Linked DNA regions of Homo sapiens: region 2 is linked to region 1. A link is an interaction called in ENCODE POLR2A ChIA-PET data of the cell type or tissue named here. Cell type or tissue: HepG2. All regions are shown on one strand. Links, peaks and the distances in the headings refer to the core of each region. The heading gives the core; the rest is flanking DNA. Region 1 overlaps DUS2 (dihydrouridine synthase 2). Region 2 holds the start of ESRP2 (epithelial splicing regulatory protein 2).

Region 1 (5,361 bases), core at 205-5,204:
TCAAGACCAGCCTGGCTAAGATGGTGAAACCCCGTTTTCCTAAAAATACAAAAATTAGCTGGACATGGTGGTGGGCGCCTGTAATCCCAGCTACTTGGGAGGCTGAGGCAGAGAACTGCTTAAACCTGGAGGCAGAGGTTGCAGTTAGCTGAGATCATGCCACTGCACTCCAGCCTGTCTCAAAATAAATAAATAAATAAATAAATGGGGTCTTGCTTTGTTGTCCAGGCAGGCTGGTCTCAAACTCCTGTGCTCAAGTGGTCCTCCTTCCTCAGCCTCCCAAAGTGCTGGGATTATAGGTCATGAGCCTTTTTTAAAAATTTTATTTAATTATTTAATTATTTATTTATTTTTTGAGACGGAGTCTCGCTCTGTTGCCTAGGCTGCAGTGCAGTGGCATGATCTTGGCTCACTGCAACCTCCGCCTCCAGGTTCAAGTGATTCTCCTGTGTCAGCCTCCTGAGTAGCTGGGATTACAGGTGGGTACCACCACACCTGGCTAACTTTTTTGTATTTTCAGTAGGGATGGGGTTTCACCATCTTCACCAGGCTGGTCTCGAACTCCTGACCTCAGATGATCCCCCGACCTCGGCCTCCCAAAGTGCTAGGATTACAGGCGTGAGCCACCGCACTTGGCCCAGACATGTTTTTGGATCAAGCCTCAGCCAATGGGGCACAGAATTGAGCCCCAGATGTGGTGCCCCTGGGGTGGAAACCATGAGATAGGCTTGCTTCACTTCCTTTGGTCCTTGCAGCCATGCCTTCCTTAGGCTGCTCTGCCTCATCTGGACTGGTCTTCTGGCCTCAAGGCTTATACCTTCTGGGGGTTGTGTCTGTGTCCCCACTCCCCCCCACCCCCACCACAGTGACTTTTCCAGAACAAATCTAACTTCTGTCTCCTCAAGTCAGCAGCTCCCCAGTATCTGAAGGATCAAGCCAGCACCTCAGCATAGAGCCTGAGACCCTTCCATGTGCCTCGCTCCTTCCAGTTTCATCCCTGCAGCCCTTTGCTCCAGCCAAGTCACCTGGTCCCTCTGCCACGTGTGCCTTCTCTGCTCCTAGCTTGTCCCTTCTCACCCTTTTGGCATCTGGTGACTCCTCATTTTGGGGACCTGGCCTATCCAGATGTCAGCAGGAGGCTCCATAGTCATGTGCAGCTAAGGGCTCTGCTGCGCTTTGCTTAGGTCTGTGACAGCTCCAGACACTTGAGGTCATTGTGTATTTGTGCCTTTCTCCACTGGGCACTTTTGCTTGGGAGGAGCATGTGATACAGGCAGCCTTCATTTGACTTAGGTTGGAAACACTTCCTTTTATCTGCCTTTGATTTGACCCCAGCAGTTTGGCCTACAGGGCTCATTTCTCTGGCCATGTGATTCCTTTTCTCTTTGTATCAGGTTCAACGCCCTCTAGATCGCCTGTTCTCCTCTATTGTCACCGTTGCTGAACAAAAGTATCAGTCTACCTTGTGGTAAGTTTCCTTATCATAGGAGAGGAGGCTTGGGGTGGGGCGGAGAGTGGGCATTCTGCCCACACATCCAGCATTGTCCTAGGAGGGTTGGGTAGATGGTATATGTGGGCAGTGGCATCCCTGGATGGTGACCCCTTACTCAGTCTTGTCAGAATCTGCCAAGGATGTGTAGAGTCAGGCCTCATAGCCCTGCACCCTGCCCCTCACCTTATTGCCCTCTGTCTGCTCAGGGACAAGTCCAAGAAACTGGCGGAGCAGGCTGCAGCCATCGTCTGTCTGCGGAGCCAGGGCCTCCCTGAGGGTCGGCTGGGTGAGGAGAGCCCTTCCTTGCACAAGCGAAAGAGGGAGGCTCCTGACCAAGACCCTGGGGGCCCCAGAGCTCAGGAGCTAGCACAACCTGGGGATCTGTGCAAGAAGCCCTTTGTGGCCTTGGGAAGTGGTGAAGAAAGCCCCCTGGAAGGCTGGTGACTACTCTTCCTGCCTTAGTCACCCCTCCATGGGCCTGGTGCTAAGGTGGCTGTGGATGCCACAGCATGAACCAGATGCCGTTGAACAGTTTGCTGGTCTTGCCTGGCAGAAGTTAGATGTCCTGGCAGGGGCCATCAGCCTAGAGCATGGACCAGGGGCCGCCCAGGGGTGGATCCTGGCCCCTTTGGTGGATCTGAGTGACAGGGTCAAGTTCTCTTTGAAAACAGGAGCTTTTCAGGTGGTAACTCCCCAACCTGACATTGGTACTGTGCAATAAAGACACCCCCTACCCTCACCCACGGCTGGCTGCTTCAGCCTTGGGCATCTTCATAAATGGGCTTGTGTCCTGGCATGATTCTACTCCCACCCTCTGTGCAGAGCTTGAGCTTTCCAAAGTGGATCTCCTGCCCATCTCTGTGGGTCTGGTAGAGGTGGGGAATGGGGTATCACTGGACTTGGGCCAAGTTAGGAAGGCCCAAGAAGCCCATTCTACTGATGGTACACCTGACACACTGGGCATCAATTGTATGTCCTGATGAGAGGTGATATGGAATCTGGAAGAAAGACTAGGGTAACTGGTGCTGCAGTAAGGGACTAGTCCAGTGGGGTGGGGAGTGTTGGTCTGATCCCCAGAGTCTCCAAGCCTGACAGCTGCCTGGAGTCTCAGACCTGATGAGGTGCCTGCTTTGGACAGTGGGGCACTGGAGGCGGCTGATGACAGCAATTTGGGGCCCTTATGTTTGGCAGATCACACCACACAGTCCCTCCCGTCCCCCGCCTTCCTCATCCCACTTGGGGCGGAAGGAAGTGGCAGATTCTCTTTAATTTCCTCCTGGCAGTGAGAAGCAAACAAACGGCTACCGCATCTCATGGGGCCTCCCCCGCTTACTGGGAGGGGCGTTCTGACCAAAGGTCCCTGCCCTGTCCTGCCCCCGCTTCCTCAGCTGTAAACATGCTGCTTCTCCTCCCTTTTTCCAGGCTCCATTGGGGAGTGGGGAGGGGAGGAGTCCCCTCTGGGTCAAAGCTGTATTTCCCACATCTCCCCTGTGTCAGAGCTTTACTGTTTTGTGGCAACTTTAACACAGGGTCAGGCACCTGTGCCAGCCAGCAGCCTCTGGCCCTGCTGGCCTCTGAGTCTAGGGTTTGGTGGGTGAGGCCTCTGTCTCAGTTCCAGCACCGCCCCCCTCCCCCCTGCCACCCACGCTTGCTTTTCTGTGTGCAGATAAGGATACCGCACTACCCACTGCCTCCCAGAGCTCATTGCTGTTTGACCTTGGGCAACTCACTTCTAGTCCTCTCTGTCCTGAGGGCCCTCCTCTTAGAGGGGATCCGCTGTCCTCTGCCTGTGTGAGGCTGGCTGGAGGACAGTAGGCTGGCCCTTTGATAGGACTCTGCATGGTTAATGGGGTCATTCCATGCCAGGCTGCCCTAACTGACTTCCCAGACCAGTGCTCCCCGAGAAAGGGCTCCACTCAGGAGAAAGACTGAGGCTTGGTCCAGTCTCAGCCACCAAGCTTTAGGCACAATTTATTTCTGATTTTTCTTCTTTTTTTTTTTCATAGAGATAGAGTCTTGCTATGTTGGCCAGGTTGATCTTGAATGCTTGGCCTCAAGCAGTCCTCCCGCCTCACCCTCCCAAAGTGCTGGGATTACAGGCATGAGCTACTGCGCCTGGCCTATTTCTGATTTTTCGTACTAAAAACAATCTCAATCAAAATGCCTCCTTTGGCTGGGTATGGTGGCTCACACCTGTAATCCCAGCACTTTGGGAGGCCGAGGTGGGTAGATCACTTGAGCTTGGGAGTTCAAGACCAGCCTGCTGGGCAATGTGCCAAAACCCTGTCTACAAAAAAATATAAAAATTAGCCAGGTGTGGCCGGGTGCGGTGCCTTACGCCTGTAATCCCAGCACTTTGGGAGGCCGAGATGGGCGGATCACGAGGTCAGGAGATCAAGACCATCCTGGCTAACATGGTGAAACCCTGTCTCTACTAAAATTACAAAAAATTAGCTGGGCCTGTTGGCGGGCACCTGTAATCCCAGCTACTTGGGAGACTGAGGCAGGAGAATGGCATGAACCCGGGAGGCGGAGCTTGCAGTGAGCCAAGATCATGCCACTGCACTCCAGCCTGGGCGACAAAGTGAGACTCTGTCTCGAAAAAAAAAAAAAATTAGCCGGGTGTGGTGGCACGTGCCTATAGTCCTAGCTACTCAGGAGGCTGAGGTGGGTGGATCACTTGAGCCCAGGAGGTTGAAGCTGCAGTGAGCCATGATGGCACTACTGTGTTTCAGCCTGGGCAACAGAGCAAGACCCTGTCTCAAAAAAACAACAACAAAAAACAAAAATGCCCCCTTTGCCTTTTCTTATACTCCAACTGGAACTGGTCAGACAGAGGCTGCAGTGCTGCCCGCCCCCACCAAGTCACTGAGTCCTAAGACCTACCTCCCCAGTGGAACTGGGCTTTGATCTCAGGCCACTTCTCCCACCAGTATGGTTTCCCTGGGGGAAGCCCCTCCTCTGGCAGGGTCAGGTTCATTTCTGGGCTCTGGGGAAGGAGAGGCAGGGATTCAGGTCTGCTATTAAGATAGAGGCTGTAATGTGGGGGCTTTGAGGGCCCTGGGAAGCACTGGGGAGAGAATCCTTTACAGGGGAGGAAGGTGGGGTGGGTCTACTATATATTCTGTGACTGAGGATGTCTGGCAGAGATCCTGGTTGGATATGTTAATCCTCAAATGATCTCACTTTAGCATACCTCAGTGTTGCCTTTCCTGGTCTCAAAGTGACCTGCCCAAGGATGGGACTGACTGGGGGGTGGAGGGGGACAGTCAGGCCTGAAAGCTCTGCCCATTGTTCTCACCATGTCCACCTTAAACTGGGCCACTTAGACTCCCAAACCTCTCCCTGGGCTAGTAGCCACAACACTTATCCATCCATTCCAGCCAGCCTGATTGAGGATTTCCCCTTAGATCATCACATTTGGGGGACAAATGGTTTTGATATGAGCATGAGAGGAAGGGATGAGTAAGGCTGGAGAGGGTGGCAGGTCTCTCAAAGGCCACAGCAAGAAGACTGGGCTGTGTGCAAAGAATCTCTTCCACCCTCAGTTCTGGATACTTGGGTCCTTCCAGTTTACTCTGCTCAGAACTCTTCCATGGGTCTCTTAAGTCTGCTCTCTGGACCAAGTCCAAACTCCTCAGCCTGGCATTTGAGGACAAAGTGCTGACCCTGTCTTCTCAGCACCCTGTGCTGACTTCAGCAACTAACTTTCTGAGATTGTAGTTGGCTGGTCTTATCCTCTCCTCCCAGATTGGGAGCTGCTCAAGGGCAGTCCTTGTGTCCCCTGTGGCTACCTTGGCATGGGTCTGGGGAGCAGGCACAGAAGAATCAAACCAGAGCTTGGGATGAGGGGGATGTTTGGCATGGAG
Region 2 (5,361 bases), core at 227-5,226, 160 kb after region 1:
CAAGGAATCATCATCGTGGTGCCTCCTCATCAGGAACCACAAGAGTTGTTGGAAGATGAAAGAACGTGAGTGTATAAAAAGGACTTACACTAATTACACTCAAGAGTCAGACATAGAATGAGCGCCGTAGTGAAGATAAGGAAAAGAAAACAGCAATGGAAACCACCTCCCACTTCAGCTAGGGCAGGAGGCACCCCAGGCCTTTGCACTCAGCAGGCAGATAGTCCCCCAGGCCAGGCCGGGACAGCGCCCACGCCTGGCCAGCCGGCCGGGACAGGCCTAGACGAGCAGTTTACACCTGGCGGCGTCTACCTCTAGGGCCGACACCGCCCTACGCCTCCGCTCCAGCAGCTCCCAAGCAGGCCGAAGACGCGGGCCGCAAGGACAGGTGACCTATATGGGCCCCTCGACCCCTTTCGCTTCCGGCTGCGGCTCAGGGAGACCTGACCCAGCAGGTCTCCCAAAGGCGTCTCGGCCTCGCTCCCCGGGCGGGAACTGGGGATGGATCCCAAAGCCTGCGTCCCGATCCCTTCGGTAGGAGTAGGTTCCTGCAATGGTTGAAAAGTAAGGAGCCCAGGGGAATGGCTGGCACGCGCGGATGAAAGGGGCACGCACACGCGAGAGTCGCTCAAAGTTTCAAACAAGAGCCCAGTCCTGCCGCCTGGACCGGTTGGTTGCGGCACGCCAGGCCTAGCCTCCGGCCGCCAATCCCGCCCAGAAATGTCCTCACGTCCAGGCCATGCCGCCACCCACCCCGGCGCTCACCTGCTGCAGCACCTTGTCCAGCGGCTCTGCCCGCGCCAGGCTGTCGGCGCTCAGGCCGCTCGCCTCGCGGCACTGCGTACTCAGTGCGGCCGCCTCGGCACGAACCAGCGATTTGTGCAGCGTCCCCACCTGTGAGCGGCGGGGGAAACCGATCAGCCGCGCCCCTCGACCCCGGAAGCTCCCTGGGGACCTCACCGCCTCTTTTCCACCCTACCTGGCGGCTCCGCGGCTCAACCACTTGCCAAACTAGGAGGATTAAGTCGGTCTCGTCCGAGCCCAGGTCCCGTCCCAGCGCACCCGCCGTAGCCCCGAAGAGGACGACCAGTGATCCGGGCCAGGGGCAGGGGTCCGCGGCGGGGTCGGCCGCGGGGTCAGGGCCCGGGGGAGGGGGCGGCGGCGGCGGCGGAGTCATGGCCGCAGAGGAAGGGGGCTCTCGGCCAGACACGCGGACCGACGAGGCGCACGCACGCACCGACCGACCGCAGACGCGGATCAGCTTGGGCGGGACACCGTGTATCGGGGGCGGCACCTGCGGCCCGGCTGGCTCAGTGGGCGCTGCCAAGACCCGCCCGTGGCGCCCCGCGGGGCGGGGCGGCTACCGGCCCACGCCCTCTCCAGGCGAGTTACCTGCCGGCCCCGCCGGCCACGTGACCGGGGCGGCTCCGGGAACCTTGGGGGAGGGCCGCCAGAACTCAACCCAGGACGCAAGAGCTCACGCTCCCGGCCTGGGCGCACGCTTAGGATCCGGATTCCTACTTCCAGGGCTGGTCCTGCCTGATTTTGGGGGCTAACCCATTCTTCCGCTCTCCCCCCACTCTTCCCCAGGGGTCGTCAGGCCTCTGCAAAGGAGCGTGCAAGACAGAGGCCTTCTCCAGTATGGAAGTCACCAGGAGGCAGTCTAGGGGCTGTGGGGGTCAACACGGCAGGTCTGGGGTTGATGGAAGTCAAAGGGTCAAGGGGGCGGTGAGAGTTGCCGGGTATCACCCTGTAGGGGGATCACCAGAAGTCACCTGGGAAAGGGGAGGGCGGCGGGAACATCAGCGTTGTTAGAGCTGTGGGGTGGTCACCAGGGATCACAGGGAAGGGCTTGTCCACGCAGATGCTAGGGCCGAGCGCTAGCCTGGCACTGAGAAGTGCCAGAGCGCGGTCGTTGTGGGTTGGGAGTGGGCAGGCCTCAATGCTGGGGAAAGGAACCCCCCAAATCGCAGAGAGCTGCACCCTAGACGAGGCTGAGAGGGGTAGAACGGGCCTGGAGCCTCACTCCTACCCCACGTGTGGGGGCCTGCCTGCTTTCGTCCCTTTCTGGACGGTGGAGAAGCTGCCTGGAGATTGCGAGCGCTCTGGCCGATGGGGGGCTAGCGTTGAGCGTGTGTGCGCGCATGCGGGCTGCAGATCCTCCCTTTTCCATCCCGCACCTACAACCCAATTGACAGCCCCGCATTTGGGGCTCCCATTCCTCCCTTTGCCCAGTGGAGCTTGGTGAGGCTCCTTTATGGCGCGTTTCCCGGCCGTTCCTTACTTTCCCAAACTCTCCCAGGGAGGTGACTGAGAAACTGAATAAGTGACTGAGAAACTGAATAATCCAGCAGGAAGGAGGGGGCTCCAGCGTGGCGGGAACTGAGTCACGCGGTTGCCTAGCCCGACTCGAGACTGAGACGGGAGCCGCACCACGCGCTTTCGGACAAGGAGGGTGCTGCGGCCCGGCCCCTGGACAATGGAGAGAGCGGGGCACCCGGGCGCATCACCAGAGCTCATGCCCGGGAAAGGGGCGAGGCCCGGGGGGAGAGAGCTCAGCGTAGCTCCACTTGGCAGCTAAAGAAACAGGCGCCCGGGACGGAAATGACTCGCGCCCGGACACGGCGACAGGGAGAGCATGGGAAGTGCTTCCTTCGCCCGGCGGGTTCGAGCGAGTAGCACTTTACTTTCCCTACAGGTGGAGGCGGGCCTTGGTGCGCGGCTGTCCATCTCCGGACCGCCCACCCGGGCACTGGCCCATGCGTCTCCTCCCCCGGAAGCGGTAAGCGAATCAGGCGCGGGGGAAGGGAGAACGTTGCTCCTCGGGCCCCTCCTCCCGATAAGCCTGGAATGTCAAATATTTGTTCGCGGGGCGGGGCGCAACCGCGAGTAACGCTCCTCCCCCTCCCGCCCGGTAGGGCGCCTGCGCTTGGTGGAGGCGGCCCTTCCTCCGGCCACGCCCTTCCAGCCAACTCCCCTAAACCAGTGGCCCTAACCGCCGCATTCCTAAAGCTCCACAGAAGCACGTCGCTTCCTCCTTGGCTCCTGTCTGGGTTCCACTCTTACAGCACAGGGTCACAGCGTCCCCGCCCGAAGGTCTGGGCGCTACTCGGTCTCCTTCTCGCCCCTCCTGGCGACCTCATCTGTGCAGCCTCTAGGCCCTTTTTCCTCTTCAGCCTGAGTCTCGACGCCCGCTCTTCCCGGAAGCCACCTTCGCGAGGTGACTGCTCCATTGTGGCGTCTCTGGCAGTCCTGAGCGCTTTCCCACGGAAGACGCGCTTATGCGTGTCCAAGTCGCCGCTGGGTCGTGAACCTGAGGCACGGGCTGGTAGCACAGTGCGGCTCCCCTAAACTACCCCGGATGCCCATCCGGCTGCCCCCATAGCAAGACAACTCCTGCAACTTAGATTCTTTTTATTTTATTTTATTTTTTTAATTTTTATTATTCTTTTCTTTGAGACGGAGTTTTGCTCTTGTTGCCCAGACTGGAGTGCAATGGCGCGATCTCGGCTTACTGCAACCTCCGCCTCCTGGGTTCAAGCGATTCTCCTGCCTCAGCCTCCCAAGTAGCTGGGATTACAGGCGTGCACCACCACGCCTGTATTTTTTTAGTAGAGACGGGGTTTCACCATGTTGATCAGGCTGGATGGTCTCGAACTCCTGACCTCAGGTGATCCACCCGCCTCGGTCTCCCAGTGCTGGGATTACGGGCGTGAGCCACCACGCCTGGCTAATTTTTGTATTTTTTGCAGAGACGGGGTCTCGCCATGTTGACCAGGCTGGTCTCGAACTCCGCCCACCTCGGCCTCCCGAAGGGCTAGAATTATAGGCATGAGCTACCGTGCACTCAGCTCCAACCCTTGCATTCTTCTTTAAAAACCAAATTCGTTTAAATACTGGGCAGGAGGGTGGGGTCCTGTTTTGCTGAGATCCCTTACTCATCTTCAGATGAGTCCTTCCAGATGACCCCATTATTACTAAACAACCCACACTCCTGACCCCAACCGACCCTCATTGCTTCTTTCTGCCCCCCAACCCCCCAACTTAACCAACTTATAACACGATTTATTAATCGTGTATTGTCTCCCCGCTCCATCATCCTATCCTCGAAGATAGAGGCTTACCCCCAACGCCTGTCACTGAATGAATGAACTGTTGTCTAAGGCTAGCTTCTTCTGCCACAGGGTATTTCAGCAATGGTAAGACACAGGCCTTTGCAGTAGGGTCTCATCTGTGCCCTTTCCTCCTCTCCAGCCCTACCCCTTCTCTATCTAGGGCTCCAGCTCTTCCTCCAGAATTTTTTTTTTTTTTTTTTTTTTTTTGAGACAGAGTCTCGCTCTGTCCCCCAGGCTGGAGTGCAATGGCATGATCCCGGCTCACTGCAACCTCCGCCTCCTGGGTTGACGCGATTCCTCTGCCTCTGCCTCTGCCTCAGCCTCCCGAGTAGCTGGGACTACAGGCGCGCGCCACCATGCCGGGTTAATTTTTGTATTTTTAATAAAGATGGGATTTCCCCATATTGAACAGGCTGGTCTCGAACTCCTGACCTCGTGATCCGCCCGCCTCGGCCTCCCAGAGTGTTGGGATTACAGGCATGAGCCACCGCTCCCGGCCTTCCTCCAGATTTTCTACCTTCCGCAGGGGTCCCTTCTGTAGTTTGAGATTTCTGTACTTCTCTAAAAATTGTCCCCCACCCCCACCCCACTCCTCGCTCCCCTGGGGTTCATGAATTAATGAATAGGAGATTGGTACGGCAGAGAGGTAAGCAAGGCCCCGACGGCCCAGGCCGCCTGAGGTCAGCCGCCTTTCTCAAAACCGCGTGCCAGATATTTGGAAGAAAGAACTGGGTTCCGTGGGCCTCATACTCGCGAAATTTTACCCTCACCTTGGCCCTCAGGCCTGCCTGGGCTGCACTCCTAAAGGCAGCCGGCGCTGTTGCCTCGGGGACATGAAAGCCCGGGCAGATACAGGGTGGGAGGCGGGAAGCGTGGCGGGTCTCCTGGAACCTCCAGGGCGTCTAGGAGTGGTGCGAAAACGCCCTCCCTCCTTCCCTTCGCTACCAAGAAAGATCTCGCAGTGGAAGAGGATTCGACGCTGGGGATCACCGCGGAGATCCACACTCGTCTGCCCAGACCCGTCCCCGCTCTCAGCGACCCTCCTTATGTCCCGGGCCACCCCACTAGCCAGCGCGTTGGGCCCCACCTCCCGGGTTGGGATCCCCGCACCTGTGCAGAGTGGCTGCCGAGCACCCGCCAGAGGGCGCGCTGACTCCGTTGCCAGAACCAGGGGGGCAGGGGCGTGCGCCCGAGGTCGAGCAAAGCACCAGTACAGTGGTGAAAAGGGGGTCCCCTAGATGCCCCC

Evidence for each region. ChIA-PET counts read pairs that join two places held together with the same protein. Peaks named below come from ENCODE experiments on the same cell type or tissue, not always from the same donor. Only the 100,000 strongest peaks of a DNase experiment are listed, where the experiment ranks them.
Region 2: POLR2A ChIA-PET joins it to region 1 with 57 read pairs; 24 of 35 experiments call an interaction of 5 or more read pairs at or near these places.

The regions. Positions count from the first base shown.
Region 1 is chr16:68,077,051-68,082,411 of GRCh38, forward strand. DUS2 (dihydrouridine synthase 2) reads left to right here. Exons shown (of 17, transcript NM_017803.5): 16 at 1,395-1,468; 17 at 1,699-2,270. The coding sequence ends at 1,936. Among named protein-coding and RNA genes, the nearest start is that of NFATC3, 5.6 kb to the right of the region's middle. In HepG2, for the core only: no CTCF peak of the experiment used is centred there; DNase peaks (open chromatin) are centred at 2,871 and 3,121; H3K4me3 peaks cover 948 bases.
Region 2 is chr16:68,234,869-68,240,229 of GRCh38, forward strand. ESRP2 (epithelial splicing regulatory protein 2) reads right to left here and starts at 1,259. Exons shown (of 15, transcript NM_024939.3): 1 at 980-1,259; 2 at 766-894. The coding sequence starts at 1,177. RefSeq lists silencers at 1,207-1,436, 2,747-2,836, 2,867-2,966 and enhancers at 1,458-2,046, 2,047-2,634, 2,635-3,223, 3,224-3,810. In HepG2, for the core only: a CTCF peak has its summit at 260; DNase peaks (open chromatin) are centred at 243, 723, 1,443, 2,833 and 1 weaker place; H3K4me3 peaks cover 2,497 bases.